2 separate regions of the Homo sapiens genome follow, and region 1 is linked to region 2. Evidence: chromatin loops called from intact Hi-C (ENCODE). Cell type or tissue: CD4-positive, alpha-beta T cell. All regions are shown on one strand. Region 1 overlaps MLLT3 (MLLT3 super elongation complex subunit). Region 2 overlaps MLLT3 (MLLT3 super elongation complex subunit).

What was found. Peaks named below come from ENCODE experiments on the same cell type or tissue, not always from the same donor. Only the 100,000 strongest peaks of a DNase experiment are listed, where the experiment ranks them.
Region 1: it touches region 2 in a loop (4-fold over the local background); 26 of 110 quality-filtered maps call a loop at or near these places.

The regions. Positions count from the first base shown.
Region 1 is chr9:20,602,215-20,607,214 of GRCh38, reverse strand. The region is part of intron 2 of MLLT3 (MLLT3 super elongation complex subunit); the gene reads left to right. Among named protein-coding and RNA genes, the nearest start is that of MLLT3, 18 kb to the left of the region's middle. RefSeq lists a silencer at 2,370-2,419. In CD4-positive, alpha-beta T cell, no CTCF peak of the experiment used is centred here; a DNase peak (open chromatin) is centred at 2,464.
Region 2 is chr9:20,550,729-20,555,728 of GRCh38, reverse strand. The region is part of intron 2 of MLLT3 (MLLT3 super elongation complex subunit); the gene reads left to right. Among named protein-coding and RNA genes, the nearest start is that of MIR4474, 51 kb to the right of the region's middle. RefSeq lists an enhancer at 3,783-3,842. In CD4-positive, alpha-beta T cell, CTCF peaks have their summits at 2,466 and 2,666 (motif pointing left); no DNase peak of the experiment used is centred here.

The DNA.
Region 1 (5,000 bases), 51 kb before region 2:
ACCCCAGACACCAAGTTGAAGAGTGGAGAGTTTGAGCAATATGAAGACCTGGTTTGAGTATTGCAAAGAGATTCCAAATTGGCACCAAATTAAATAAAAATACTCATAAAATTTTGTTATAGGACAGACAAAACTATGGTAGATGACGATAGTGTACAAATGGCCCTTATTTGGAGCATATGGAGTGGGAGCATATTTTGCAGTGAAAGAGGAACCAGAGGACAAGGTGTTCTCTACTTGTAGACTTGTAAAGACCTCTGAGTTTTCTTTATGTTATTGTAGAAAGACATTATTTTTGCTTTGGTGTGCTTAAAACTAAAGGGCAAATGATCCAAAAGAATAATCTTGAAATTCAATAGCAAGAGAACTACTTGACATTGTGGGCTGGAGGCCAGCAAACGTGGGGCTTTCATTGAATGCGTGGGAAATGGGGCAGGCCTGGAATTTAAAGAGACAGGGTGCAGTACCCTAGAAAAGAAAAGCCCTCCTGTATGATTTGCTTACTTGGAGAAAAAAAATAGACTTAAAGTTTTCTCTAAAGGATCTTTATTGGATCAACTGTTTAAGGCATTGAAAGACACTGAGTGAATTTTTCCTAACTCCACCTCCCACACTCCCTAGCCATCTTCTCTTGTCTGAAATTGGTGCAGAGTAAAATTGTTTATAACAGAGCACAAGCAGCTTTTCAAATAAAAGTACTTTGTAGCCTGTTCAAATGGAGTATAATGTAATTCTCTCTGAAATTGAGCACTTATTACTTTGTTTATGTAGCTGTTTTAAAAGTACGGGTGGGTGAAGGGGGTACGGCAGGAACCTCTGCTTTAGAAATTACTGTTTTTTTCTGAGTTTTCCTCCCCCATCCACTCATGAATCCGCCTTCACCCCTCCCCCACCTCCTGCAATCCCTCAATAAAATAGTATTTAAAAGACTTGAATAACCAGTCCTATGTACCAGCTTCTTGCTGGAGGCAATAATGTTCTATTTTCAATGGGTGGTCTTGAATCTCCATGGGAGATTTTACAGGCAGTGGGCTCCAAGACCCACTAAGTGTATTATATGAACATAACCAGCTAAATTTCCCAGCCATAGAGAATACGCAGGGATAGTTTTACGTTATTGAATTCTCGTCATTAATTACTTGCAAACTAATTTATTTAATTTTATTTGAAGAAGTATGGTTTAAGTCCCTAAAGTGAAACATATTAACCCAGCATTTGGGAGTTACTTTTTAAAACCAGTAAGCCATTCATAAGTGTGTCAGTTTAGGAATATCCATTCGTGCACATACTTTAATTATTAAATGTTAAGTAATTTGTACTCCTTTACAAAACCAACACTTAGTAATTGTCTTCAAATGCTTAATAGTTGAAGTGAGATTTCTTCTACTTAAGATGGTATAAAATGATGATATAGGACTCATAATCAGAAAGTATGTTTGATATATTTATAATCAATTAGTATCTCTTACCTATGGCATATAGTATAAATGTTATACTAGCTTAAAATCTGACTAAAATTGTTCTGGCCCAAACCTTTGTGGAAGTAAACATGATTGGAATTATGTTAAATACTGGATTAAAATTGTTCTTTAGGCGAATTACTTGAGTAAGACAATATAGTTACATATGCATCATAAATATTGAAATGGGGAATGTTGTGTCATATCTATTCCCACATAACTTAGTTTGAAATTATTTTGGAGCTTCTTTCTAGTATGAACCCGTGGTTATTAACTAGACTAATAAGCATAACTTTGTTGGGTCACTTATTTAAATTACTTTGTTTCCGTTATTCACATTCTTCAGACACTTGATTTATAAATAAATAAATATTTATAAGTCCCAATTAGCTAGATGTCTGAAATACCTGTTTTCCACAGGGTAAGTAGAAAAGAATGTAGGAATAGGTATCTCAGATACATTGATAGTAACCAGATGATGATATGTAATGAGAGAGCTATTTTTGGTTTATTTTGAACAGTGTAAGTAGTTTTTGGTAGGAAATTGTAATCCTTGAGGAATTGAGTTTGTTTCTTTTATAAAAATCATTATACAGTTGTTTTAGGTCTTCTATAAAATGGTATAAATCCTGCAGTTTTCTTCACTGAAAGAATCAAACATCTATGGCTCAACAGTTTACAGCAATGACTAACCATTTGCCTTTTATTTTTTAGCTTAATATGTTCTTGAATAGCTAAAAAGTTTTCCAGTAGTTTTTATAAGTGAGTTTAAAGAAGTGATAGCCATCTGAAGTTTTATCTTGTGTAGCCAGTATTTAAAAGTTATTAAGATTATCTACACAGAAAAAAGATACAACTTACTTCTGGCCATATATGTGAATAAAAGTTTAACATTGTTAAAAATTAGCTTGTCAAGTAAACGTACTGACTGAGGCATAATTTTGTTTTCGTTATCCATTCCGTTGGCTGAAAATGAAATAGAAACGATCTGGTTACTAAAGACCAGTGCTGCATTGGATCACTTCCTTGAGCTTTTGCTATGATCGTTAAAGGCAAAGTTAGACAGCTGCTGTAGGTTTTGCCAGTGGCCTCACAAAATAAATTGTTTAACCCTATTAGTTTCAAACACTATCATTTCTACTTTGCAGATATGCTAGCTGTGTTTTATATGAATCTATATGACTATGATTTGAATTTCTGATTTACAGGAAGGTAGTATAGCAGAAAATGAGTAATTTTAACATGATTATATTTTCATGTCTTGGAATATAACAAATCTCAACATTTTTGCTTATATTGGGACAGATTTAAAAACTTCAGCTTAGACTGTTTAAAGTTAGACTTTGTTTTTTGTATCTGAAGACTTTTAGAAAACTGTGAAAATTGAGTTTGACTTATAATCCTTGATAATTGGATATTTAAATGTCATTTTTAGGCTTGAAGTTCAGAGGAAATACTAACTCATTGACTTTAAAATCTCATCTTGGATAAGTGTAGAGTTAGAATAATACCATGTACTCCTGGAATTGATGTCATAATGTTAAAAATCCCAACAAAATTTCAACAATGTTGGGTCCTTCTGTATAATGTGTTTGCGTTATTGCTATAGATTTAAAGGGCAGGGAAATACTTTATTGTTAAGTCTTAAGAGGGCAAGATTTTGAAACCCACTGCTACGTGATTAAATCAGTGTGTTTGCCCTGAGGCTTCAGCCATTCAATCTGAATTCATAGCCTGAAATTTTGGATACCTTCTGTGTTTGAAAATAATACTTCTTAAACAATTTTAAGACTGCCTTTGCCTATTCACATGAAAACTATTGAGGCAAATTACCAGGGTTAAGATTTTCATGTAATCAAGACTCTCAAGATAAATTTCAGTATTTTAAAGAGAAAGTTCACAGCCACTGTACATAAAATTTTAGTGGGCTTTTCATTAATCTAAAATAACTGGTCTATAAGTACTTTATCAGTGAAAACTGCTCAGCATGTAAAACGAGGAGTAGAAGAGCACAAAGGCTTCCTGCAAATTAAGGGCACAATGAGTACTAACGGACTTTCCAGCCATCTCCAGCTGTGAGATTATTATAGTTTTTGCAAACCCTTTTCTCTCAAAACTAAATCAAGAATGGTAGAGTCCTGATAAAAAGAAGTGTAGAAAAGCCTAACTAATCCTTAGATGAGTTACTTCAAACGTGCCAAAATAGAATAAAATCAGTTAATAGCATAGATTAAGGGTTACTTTTAATGCATTTTTATCACTCACATTGAGAATTTTGTTGTATGTTAATGCATTTGGCCTTAGTTAACAAAATTCAGAGGAAAAAACATAATGAAATTTGAGAGATTACATAATCACATTATTTTGAGGAAATTTAGTACTAAGTTGCGGGTGCCAGATTTGACCTAAGAGGTAAAAGTGGTGTTCTTGAGATCAGAGCTGAAACAGGTGGCTCTAAGTTTTCTGGTTATAAATAGAAGGCTAACCTATATACTTATAAGAGTTGGCTTATTATATAGATTTTGAAAAACAATGTGGCTATATGTCTTTGGATAAATATGTCCAAGTGGTTTCTTGGATAAGATTATAGAAGACTGCCAAAATCAGATCTGGATTAATGTTTCAAAAGTGCTTGATTCTTGCTAATGGTAAAGAGAAAGTGAGAAGGAGAAATTAGAGGCAGATTTTAGGTGCAAAGGTAGTCTTTATTTTATGTATATATCTAAAAATGATCTTTCATATATAGAGGGAGACTATATCATATCTACTTTTAATTCAGAGCCACATGTTAGCCAACTACTGAATTTGTGGAATTATGGCATATTATGATAAAGCTGCCAAAAATACTGGGTTAAGGAAAAATTGATTTGGCATGATGCCATTGGCAGGAGGAATTAAAAAGTGACATGTCTTTCTCTTTTTAGGTGGAGATAAATAAATATATGTGTGCATATGCTGTGTGTGTGTGTGTGTGTGTGTGTGTGTGTGTGTGTATCAAACTTAATAAAACATTGTTACAAGAGCCTGGCAGTAGGAGATTTGATAATCATGTTACATTTGCCACTCCTCCAAGATGCCAAATTCTAAGTGTCTCTATGAGGACTTAACATTTACTTCCTTGTAATAAATGTATTGCTTTTGCAGTGGGATAACAGGAAATAGTTTGACTGTCACTCCTGAGCACATGCGTGTACTATATGGGTTAGGTGTTTGTGTGTCTATGTGCCCATCCCACATATCCCATATACAAATGTAGATTTTTTTATAAGCCATGTGAGAGTAAAGTTCTGTTAATTTATAGTCAAAACATATAATTTGCCCATACATACAATTCCTTTATTGAAATTCTGACCACATTTAACCTTATTGAAAGCTTCTAGCTTGAATGAGTTTTGCTACATTGAATAAATACTATGCTGTATAGTTATTTATGTGCTTAAGAAGCTGAACTTTCATTCCATCCCAGTAAGTTCCCATGGGATAAGTTATTTTAGTAAATCAGAAAATTTCTCTGAAAGCAAAGTAATTCTTAATTTTTGG
Region 2 (5,000 bases):
TCGTGGGCAGTGTGCCTAGTGAGATGAGGGGAGGGTGGTGGCTGAGAGGTATGCCCACTTTAGGAAGTGAGAGGCAGTTAGGAAAGAGAAGGGAAATTCTCAGGCATATTATTTTACAAGGAAGTTGAAGATGGAGAGATAGTTGTTTTCCTTTAGAGTTTTCATGTGCCCTAAATGTTATACATAGCCCGGTTTAAAGACCATCAGTGTAGAATGTAGTAGAGTAGTGAGATTTTAAGTTTTATGTTTTCTCAGCTTTATGGGTTCAAGAACTCAGTTGCAGCCTGGGTCTGGTGGCTCACGCCTGTAATCCTAGGACTTTGGGTGGGAGAACTGTTTGAACCCAGGAGTTCAAGACCACCCTGGGCAACATGGTGAGACGCTGTCTCTATTAAAAAAAAATAGAACTCAGTTTCAGCTCTAAAAATTTAGGTTGGAGGCTAATACTTACAGAGGAAACTGTGTTTTCAACCAAAATGCTATTTCCGGCATGAAAATAAACCAGAGAATCCAGTGTAAGATTAGGTTAAGATGATTTGTGGGGTCAGTTAGATGACCTTCAGGAGGAGTGCTATCTGAAGACTCGTCTGGCCACCCTGGGGAAGGGGATGATTGGGAGTGGCCACCACCATATGCTTTATCATATTTGTTTAGCTTCACGAAACACTTCTTAATTCGACACCAGCTGACTACTTGGTCTAGTTGTAGTTAATTAATTAGAAAGGAATAATTAAAATTAAGATTAAAATTATTGTTTCTTACAGACTTAAATTCTCTTTCCACCGTTCATTAGGCAGTTATTAATTTAGCCACTTCCGTTTGAGTATCTGCAAAGTAGTTAATTTAGTTTTTCAAAAGTAGTCATTTTTCACCCTCATTTTATTGGTTAACAAAATAATAAATTACTTAAGTACAAGAGCAAATGGTCAAGAACAAAAGCAAAAAGCCAGGTTTCGGAACAAACAAGATGCCTTGTACTAAGTATATTATGGGAGAGGTACTTAATAGCTATATACATTTGCTCTTTGGAGGGTGTCACCCATGTATTTTACAGAGGGAAAGTAGGTATCCTTGTCAGATTGAGAGGTAAGTGAAGTCAGTTAAAAGTTTAAAGTATATATAATCAGCTTTGTTTTGCTGAACTTTGTTTTATTGAGAGTTTTGTGCAATTTATAATATTGTTTCATTGATTTTCTTTCTTATTGCATCTTATATGGACTGTTGTAACATTCTGTGAGTATATTTTGTTCATGTCATCCATTTTTGGTGTTCAGTAATTTTAAAAATGAATTTTAAGTAGGGACAGGAGCTTGAATATGTAATTTGGTTTTATGTACCAGAAGATCCATCAGAAACTGAGTAGCCAAACTTGTAACAACCTGTATTGGTGCATATTCTGCCAGACTATGAATTTTCTTAAGTAATAGAGAACAGAGGTCTTTAAAAAATTGTGAACTGAGATTTTTTTAAAGGTGAAATGAAAGCAGTACTGTACAGGAAATTAAGTTTTTGGGTAAGGAAGTGGAATTGGTTTGATTGAAATTGTTAATGTCTCTTTAATGAGGGGTTATATGAAAAATGTTAGGCAGAAAGTGTGATCCAGTTAAAAATCCTAAATATGAAATTGATTCAGTTTGAACAAACAGTATTTGGAACTGAACAGAGAGGAAAAGGAAAATTCTTATGTGGAAGAAACTAGTCATTATCAAGGGTATGAAAAGCTGCTGGACCATTACAATTGATTTGCTTTTCTCTAAAGAGAAATACCTGACTCAGAGATTTGTGATTTTAGTATGTGAAGTTTTCCTCAAATTAGTATTTAGTATTCTGGGAACATTTTCTTTTGCCAGGAGGGTTGTGATTGTCTATTTTTGTGAATTGTAAATTAAAAAAAAAAAAGCTGTTTATTTTTTGTCTTGTACAGGCAAGGAAAGTTTCTAATGTAGTTATAAAAACTTAGTTACATATTCAAGCTCCTGTTGTTTCCTGTCTTCTAGATCTGTAAGATAAGAATGTCTAAAAGGTCAAGTAATTTGACCAGCCTTTTGGGGGAAGTCCAGTGAATAGTAGAATAATATTTAGAGATGAATTTTCTGTCATAGGCATGGGATAAACTCTATTTCAGTAGAAAGGCAAGATAATGAGCAGGATCTTATATAGACAAATCGTTCATTCCAAACATGCTGGCTCTAGGAGGTGTTCAGTGTGTTTGTTGAATGAGTGTTACAGATGAATTGAGGTCAGATGGAATTGAGGTCAGATTTCTCCATGAGTGGAGGGATTTTTTTTCTCTCATGTCCTGGGCACCTAACACCATGCCTGGCACATGCTTGTCAGCTGTCCTTTGTTGAATCTGCGAATAAATGTGAGGCCGACTCAACAACTATTACCTCCTTGTGGATATGCATATAAGCTCTTCTAGAGTATTTTGGGGGAAGAAATAACCAGAATGTCTGCCCTCTCTTCTTCCTTTGTGAAACTGTTTTCTACAGTTACATTTAGTGTCGAGAAATGAGGGCTTTTTTGTTTTGTTTTAAGTGGCTTTTAAAGTTGCTCCAAGATTCATGAGGTTAAAGTATAAAACTTTAATACTTTAGAAAAATAAGGACTTAATTCTGGATTCTGACCTCTGGTGGTGAAGAAGAAACACCTATTACTCATAATAAAAGATCAGATTCTCATATGTTCTGTAGTACTTTCTGGATGTCCAATGTAGGGAAAGTCTTAATTAGAAAAATACAAATTTTGTATGTGGTTTTGAATTTTCATGAGACAAAAATTTTATTTTTTTACCTTGCAACTTTTTGATAAGCATATAAAAAACATTTAGGTTGTACCTTTACAAGGCTCATTACTGAAAGTGGTTTTTTATTTGGGACCTTGCCTGATGAGAAAAAGTAGATTCTACGTGGGATTTTTATATGGTAATACTAGTCTTATATTTGACTTCTTAAACTTTCTATTAAAACTATTTCCTAAGTAAATCTAAGGTTTATTTGGATAACAGTTATATTGTTATCAAGAAAAACATGAATGTATTACTTGGGAGGAATGTCAAGGTAGATTATTTTGGGTCCTTAAAAATAAACTGCTTATCAGAAACTCAAAACTCGTCTTTATTATCACACCTATCACTGGGCTCATAGGTTCTGTTCTCGCCTCTTCTGCTCTCAAACCGTCTATTCTGCCCCAACAACAACAACAACGATAACAACAACAAACTGGGAAGGAGATGTTCTAGCAGCTAGAGTCTAGCTGCTAGTGGTGCCGCATGTGATGAGCTGATTCTGCTCACACGAGTGATGTCAGCCTTAATTAAAAAACAAAAACTTGAATTTTGGTGGCTGAGGAAATTAAAAGGGTAGATGGAACACTTGCTACCTTGCACCTGAACTCTACCTTGTATCTACTGGGTGGTCTTTTGCAAGTGACTTAACCTTATTTTTGGTGTGTGTTAAATAGGATTACGAATGCTTCCATTTCTAAAGTGTAAGAAGGCTCTGATGTGAGTGTAAAGTTCTTTGCAAACAAGACTCCAAGTAATAAAATCCTAAAAACATCTTTGCTACTGTTGCTCACTGTCCTCTGCCAATATGCTTCTGAGAATTGATCAGAGCTTTATAAAAGGAAAGTGGTTACAGTATGTCAGGAAGCAAAACCCGTGAGAAATAAGTAATCCATAAACTTTACAGTCATAAAGGGATCCGGGTGGGTGGATCTGATGACTTGGCAACTCAGAGAGGGAAGCAAGTGTAATTGTTGATTTTATCAGAGCAGGTTTGTGTATTTGTTTGTGCACGTAGGGGGATGGGGGTTGAATGAAGACTTAACAACATGAATTTCGTGAGGTTACAAAAGTCTACTGCTGCATAAATCGTAGGTAATATGTTCATGTCTATAGGGTGTAATGTTAATGTTCAATAAAAATTAATATCAAAGTCTGTCATAGATTTTATGTTTTGGGGCCTCCAGGTAAATGGTTTGTATCATCATTGGGAATTTATGGAAGTTGATTTAAGTATACAGTAGTTAGCACTCTATTAAATACTGAAGTCATGCACTGTGTCACCTTGATCAATGAGCAAGTTTTTTTTTCTTTTCTGATTCTGGAATTTCAGCACTTTCAGCTTTGAAGGTTGCCTTGGGTTTGTTTTTGAATTAAAAGTGTCACAGGAGAAAGGCTGATTGTTACATTCATGACCAATCAGAAGGGTCTGTAGGACTCAAAATGTTTGGTACATTCCTTAAATTAGAAGATATGCTTCTGGACTTTTCCCAGGGAAAGCAGGTCCATGTAATAATTTACCAAAAGGAAGTTGGGAAAATGAAACATCACCTTTTGTGAGAAAGAGGATGGGGTGGGGAGAGTGCTTTAAAGTGATCTTTGCTTTGTGGAATGCATTGGATTAAAGAGTCACAGAGGCCACAAAAAGCAGCTCAGTGAGTTATCAAATATAGGAGTACTTGAGAAATTAAACCAGGTATGTTATTATTCTTTCTTGGGGAGCCTAAAAATAAACTCAAGGATTGGGATTGTTCCTTTTACTTTCATATCTGCTGGCTGCTAAAGGCAATTGGAAATTTTAGCCAACATATTGACCTACTTGATTTTCACGATGAGTATTTTTTTCCTCAGCCGAATTGGCCATTTAAAGAAAACTTTGTGGCTGGGTGCTGTGGCCCACGCCTGTAATCCCAGTCTTTGGAAGGCTAAGGTGGGAGGATTACTTGAGGCCAGGAGTTTGAGACTAGCCTGGTTAATGTAGTGAGACCCCATTTCTACCAAGAAAAAAATGAAAAAAATTTAGCTGGGCATGATGGCACATGCCTGTAGTCCTAGCTACTTGGGAAGCTGAGGTGGGAGGATTGCTTGAGCCCAGGAGGTTGTAGTTATAGTGAGCTATGATCATGCCACTGCAGTCCAGCCTGGACAACAGAGTGAGACCCTGTCTCTTAAAAAACTAAATAAATAAAATAAATAAGACTTTGTAACATATTAA